2 separate regions of the Homo sapiens genome follow, and region 1 is linked to region 2. A link is a loop called in an ENCODE intact Hi-C map of the cell type or tissue named here. Cell type or tissue: MCF 10A. All regions are shown on one strand. Links, peaks and the distances in the headings refer to the core of each region. The heading gives the core; the rest is flanking DNA. Region 1 has its middle 170 kb from the start of KCNG1. Region 2 overlaps LOC105372661 (a long non-coding RNA gene).

Evidence for each region. Hi-C counts contacts between places; a loop is a spot of excess contacts. Peaks named below come from ENCODE experiments on the same cell type or tissue, not always from the same donor. Only the 100,000 strongest peaks of a DNase experiment are listed, where the experiment ranks them.
Region 1: it touches region 2 in a loop (7-fold over the local background); 1 of 110 quality-filtered maps calls a loop at or near these places.

Annotation. Positions count from the first base shown.
Region 1 is chr20:51,193,955-51,196,867 of GRCh38, forward strand. No RefSeq gene overlaps it. Among named protein-coding and RNA genes, the nearest start is that of KCNG1, 170 kb to the left of the region's middle. In MCF 10A, for the core only: no CTCF peak of the experiment used is centred there; a DNase peak (open chromatin) is centred at 1,817.
Region 2 is chr20:51,121,665-51,124,577 of GRCh38, forward strand. The region is part of intron 1 of LOC105372661 (a long non-coding RNA gene); the gene reads left to right. It overlaps LOC105372662 (a long non-coding RNA gene), which reads right to left. Exons shown (of 3, transcript XR_001754668.2): 2 at 962-1,115. Among named protein-coding and RNA genes, the nearest start is that of KCNG1, 100 kb to the left of the region's middle. In MCF 10A, for the core only: no CTCF peak of the experiment used is centred there; no DNase peak of the experiment used is centred there.

The DNA.
Region 1 (2,913 bases), core at 290-2,789, 72 kb after region 2:
GCCACCACGCCTGGCCACCGCTCATAAACTTCCATGAGAAAAGCAGTGTTAGCTCCATCTTACAGGTGAGGAAGAACGAGGCCAGGGAATCCTGTAACTTGCCCTCCAGCCCCGTAATTGCTGAGAGGTGGAGTCATTCATTTGTGGAGCGTGATGTTGCCTTGGTGTTGCTGCTGGGAGGAGGGAACACATATGAGCCTGTGAGTCTTTGAAGGGGAGTTCCAGGCACTCCAGGTCCCACGGAGACAGGGAGGTTCCTGGAAATGAAGCTTACGCTTGAAGGATGAGAAAGTATGAACCACGCATGGTGTAGGTGTGGACCGGGAGTGAAAGGCGTTCCAGGCAGAGAGAATGGCGTTTGCAAAGGCCTCAAGCCTCAAGAGCTCAGGGACCGCTGGGGGGAAAGTGAGCAGAGGAGAGGATGATTTTTTTTTTTTTTCCCGACAGCAACTTTCCTTTTCATAGCCAATTATATTAAGATAGAATTCACATGCCATAAGATTCCCTCCTTTAAAGTATAGAATTCAGGAGTTGTTAGTACATTCACAGTAGTGCAGACATAGCCACTATTAATTCCAGAACATTTTTCGGTATCCCAAGAAAGAAACCCTGTGCCCATTGGCAGTCACACTCCGTTGTGCCAACTCCCTCAACCCTTGGCAACCACGATCCGCTTTCTGTATCTATGGATTGGCCTATCTGGACATCTCACATAAATGGAATCGTAGTCTTTGTGACTGGCTTCTTTACTTAGCAAGTGTGTTTTTTATTTGTATTTTTTTAATGTAGTAAAATACATGTAACGTCAAATTTACCATCTTAACTTGGTGGTTGTTACTATCATTGCTCAGGCTGGAGGGCAGTGGTGCGATCTCAGTTCGCTGCAATCTCCACCTCCCAGGCTCAGGTGATCTTCCCACCTAAGCCTCTGAATAGCTGGGACTATAAGTGCATGCATCACCGCACTGGCTAATTTTTGTATTAACTTTGTATAAATTTTATAGAGATGGGGTCTCACCATGTTGTCTAGGCTGGTCTCGAACTCCTGGGCTCAAGTAATCTGCCCACTTCAGGCTTTCAAAGTGCTGGGCGAACAAATATCTGTTCCAGTCCCTACTTTCAGTTCTTTTGGATATATGTTTACGTAGAAGTAGAGGGAGGATGACTTTTTAAAGTAAAAGCCCTCCTGCCATTTTCTTAAAAATGTTTCCCCTAGGACAGCTTGCCCCGTCAAACAAAGTGCCCCCTTGTAGCACTGTTTAATTAAATGACTGCAACCAGTGTACCGTGTGCACATCCAGGAACGTGCCATGTGCCCTTCCTCTCCTTCATAGAGCTGGGAACACTTCGTGGTTGTCGCTTAGTTGGTCTGGTGAGATGAGAGGAATGGCTCTGTGTTGACGGCGCTGGCCACTTCCAGGCCTTCCTCTTCTAAGTCAGGGCTGCATTTGGCATAAACGGGTTCTAGCAGTCGAACCCCTGTTATCGCAAGAACTGCCTCCGTCTGTTTTGCATTGCTATGAAGCAATATCTGAGGCTGGGTAGTTTACAAAGAAGAGAGGTTTATTTGGCTCACTGTTCTGCAGGCTGTACAGGAAGCATGGCACCAGCATCTGCCTCTGGGGAGAGCCTCAGGAAGCTTATAATTATAGTGGACGGTGAACGGGGAGCAGGTGTGTAGCATGGTGAGAGAGGGAGCAAGAGAAAAGGGAGGAGGTGCCGGGCTCTTTAAACAGCAGCTCTCATGTGAATTAATAGAGTGAGAACTGACTCATTACCGCAGGGAGGACGCCAAGTCATTCATGAGGGAATCCACCCCCGTGACCAAAACACCTCCCACCAAGCTCCACCTCCAACATCGGGGATCACATTTCAACATGAGGTTTGCAGAGGACACACACCCAAACTATATCCAATTCATATTTATTATGTCCTTAGAAAGTGCTGGGCTCTGTACCAAGCAGTATATGTGGGTTATTCAATCAACGTGATACTTATGACGTGTGTAAGATGATTCCCACTTTACAGTTGAGGTCACTGGGGCACAGAGAAGGAAAGTAGTTTGCCCAGGGTTACAGAGCCAACGTAAGAGCCACAGTTTTGAGTGCGGGCATCCTGCCTCTAGATCTCATGCCCTTGTCCACTGAAATAAGCAATATAGCAGGCTGTTGAAGAGCCCAGGCTTAGCCATTTGCGAGCCCTATGACCCTGGAAATATTGTTTAACCTGTCTGAGCCTCAGTGTGACCATCCATAAAATGGGGACAGTGCTGTACCCACTTGAAACGATTATCCTGAGAGTTCAATGAGATGGTGTGTGTGGAGCTGGTGCATTGGGAGTTTCACTAAATATCAGTTCCTGTCGCAGGGAGAGAGTCAGGGTTGAGCAGACCAGCTTATGTCCTGGCTGGACCTTGGGTATTAGTGTGATTGTGGACTGTTCTTCAAAGCTGAGGCCAGCATGGGGAACATGGTTTAATGATCTCCCGCCTGGGCATTCAGTATCCGGGAGCTTGGATGTTTGCAGAGGCTGCTGGGATGGGGAGGGAACTTAGAGGCTCCTCGATAGTAGCACACGTCCTTGCTGCAACCCTAAATAATTGCTTTTCTCCCGAGGCTACTGCTTGCTCTGCCTGGGGTAGGAGCCAGGCTTGGGACTTGTCTTGGTGGCCCAGGGCTATTTCATTCAAGTTGGTGGACTCTGATTTTAATTGACTCTTGTGTGCCTTGAGACCATTTTCCAAGGAAAATGGATCATTAAGCCTGAGTTTGTCCTCAGAGAAGTTCCAAATGGTCTATGGCTCCTGGGTACAAGCAAGGATCATGGAAAGTCGTTTTGTGAAGTCTCAGTGAGATGTGCTTGTTCTGGACACTGAGTTCTGGTCCCAGGGATTCCAGTTCTCTCCAGCTCATG
Region 2 (2,913 bases), core at 256-2,755:
AATTGAAATGTCAGCCTGGACATCTTCCCAGGGAAGTCCAGGTCTTTGCAAGGGATGGGATACCTGTTGGACAAATTTCTAGCTAATTGATTTTCTTAAGTCTAGCCTTGCTTCCTAGAAGTTTAAAATCGAGTAGGGAGGCATCCTGAGGGGGCATGTGCTGTTTGGTTTTAATATTGCTGACAAATAGTGTCATCCTAAACCCCCAGAGTCCTCTGCCTCCACCCAGGCTGTTCACCTGGGATCCCTTGGACCTCACTGATATCCAGCAACTAAAGGGTTAATGCCTAGCCCAGCAGGGGATGCTGCCCAAAGCTGGAGTCACAGTTTGTTCTGATTTAGTCAATACTGGCCTCTCCCTCATGACACCGATGGTTAAATATTCAGAACATTACTCCAGAGGCAATGTATACAGTCATGAAACAAGCCACAGTAAAAAATGCTGCAGAATGTCTGTCATAAGGGCTAGAGCAAGTGGCAATGACCCCCCCACCACCCCATCTGATGGGCAGCAAGCTGCTTCTCTGGAAGATGTCCATCCTCTTTCTCAGGCCACCTCCACACTGAGCCAGTCCTCTTCCCGTCTCACCTGGATTCTTCCCTTAGCCTCCTCTCTGGCCTCCCTGCCTCTACCCTCACCCCTGAGCCAATCCATCCTCCATACAGCAGCCAGAAAAACAAGTTTGGTCACACCAACCCTCTGCTTAAAACCACCCCATGGTTTTCTGTGCTCACGGTCAGGCTAAAGCTCCCAGTTCCCTTTAGAGCAATCTCTGCAATGTGCAGTTATACATTTGTTTGTTTTGTTTATTTTTGGTCTCCATCCCGGAATGGCAGGCCCAACAAAGACTCTCTAGTGTTTATATCCAGTGTCTAGCGCAGTGTCTGGCACACAGTAGGTGCTCAATAGATGTTTGCTTAGTCAGAGAAAGAATAAATGAATGGATGACTGAGCACTCACCGTGAGGTCTGCAAGAGCCCAGAAGGAGCGGGATGTTTCCTCGGCAGGTTATAATTTGCAGAGGCAGAGAAGAGATTGCCATTCAAGGCAAAGGAACGGTCAGGGCAAAGGCTGGGAGGTGGTGTGTAGGTGGCTTCATCTGCCCTACAGGGCTCTGTCAGCAAGAAGACAATACAGGGAAGGGACTGAGAGCGTGGGGTTCTGAGTCAAAGGCCCTGGGTTCAAGTCCTGGCTCCACTATTATTAGCTGATGACCTTGGGAATGAGGTCACCTTTGTTTGACTCAGTTTTCTCATCTTACAAATGAGACGATGATGATCTCTACCTTATAGAACTGTTTTGAGGACTAAATGAGATAACATAAGTCTGGGTGAAAAAAAAAGGCTCAATAAATGTCAGTGAGTGTGTTTGATTCTGGGAAAGAAATAACACTTGCCAAGTATTTTCTGTGCAGGGCATGTACTGAGCCGCTCATTTAATCCTTTTAGCAACCCGGTGAGGTTTACTTTCGTATTTCAGTTTGACAGATGAATGTGACATTCTCCCCTGTCATGGGTATCCCAGCACCTGGTTTATTGTGGTTGATTCAGTGCGGTGATGTTTAACCCTTGCCTGGGCATTAGAATTACTTGGGGAGTTGCTGTAAAATACCCACACTTCCCACCACCGGCCAGCCAAATAAATCAGAATTTTTGGGGAAAGGCCCAGGTATCAGTATTTTTTAAAACTCCCTAGATGATCCTAATAGACCAGCCAAATGGTCTAAGTTTGGATGTGAAAGACTGTGTGGTTGTCACAGTGAGCCCCAGGACTGGGGCTAGGACTTGAGGATGGGGGCTGTGAGGCACTTCTTACTCTGACTACTGACAGCAAAGCCAGACAAGTCACTTCATAGAGGAGACTCGGAAATCTGTTACCACCCAGTGTGGGCATGCCTGGAGTGTGGCTTTCAAGTGCTCAGCAATATTGCTTGGTGGAGTCTTCAAATCACAAGCATCCCTCACTTTTATGGGGCTGTCTGCTCCAGGCATCCAATTTGTATTAGCGAAAGCTCCCTCTCCTTCATAGGAGGGTGTAACAAAAGGGAACCCAAGACATATAGATATTTTCTCTGTGCTTGTCTGGGGGCTGACTGTTCCCAGATCTTATTGAAAGAGGCCAGGCATGGTGGCTTACGTCTGTAATCCCAGCACTTTGGGAGGCTGAGGCAGGCGGATCACCTGAAGTTGGGAGTTCGAGACCAGCCTGGCCAACATGGAGAAACCTCATCTCTACAAAAAATACAAAATTAGCTGGGCATGGTGGTGCATGTCTGTAATCCCAGCTACTTGGGAGGCTGAGGTAGCAGAATCACTTGAACTTGGGAGGTGGAAGTTGCAGTGAGTCGAGATCATGCCATTGCACTGCAGCCTGGACAACAAGAGTGAAACTCTGTCTTAAATAAATAAATAAATAAATAAATAAATAAATAAATAAATAGCTAGCTAGCTTTGGGGCCTGAACCTGACTTCTCCTAAAACTGTTGGTCTGCTATGTTACTTTCAACCCCTTCCTATAGCAATTTGTGAAATAAGTCATTTCTCTAATTAAAAAACCAACCAACTAACCAACAGGATGCCTAGTTAAATTAGAAATGTAGCTACACAATGAATAACATTGCATGATACAGTAAAAAAAAAAAATTACTTATTGTGTACCTGAAATTCAAATTTACCTGAGTGTTCTGCAGTTTATCTGGCAACCCTACCTGGGTCTCACTTTCTGGGGCTACTTCAGAGTTAATAGCATGGACATTAACACCACAGACATCCTCCTTGGAACCCAGCTCTGTCCCTTAAGTGGTAACTGAGCTGCAGGCAAGACATTTAACTTTTGAATGGTAAATGCTTCTTTTCCCATAAGCAAATACAGATAATAATAGTACCTGTTTCTTGTGGTTATTGTAACTGTAA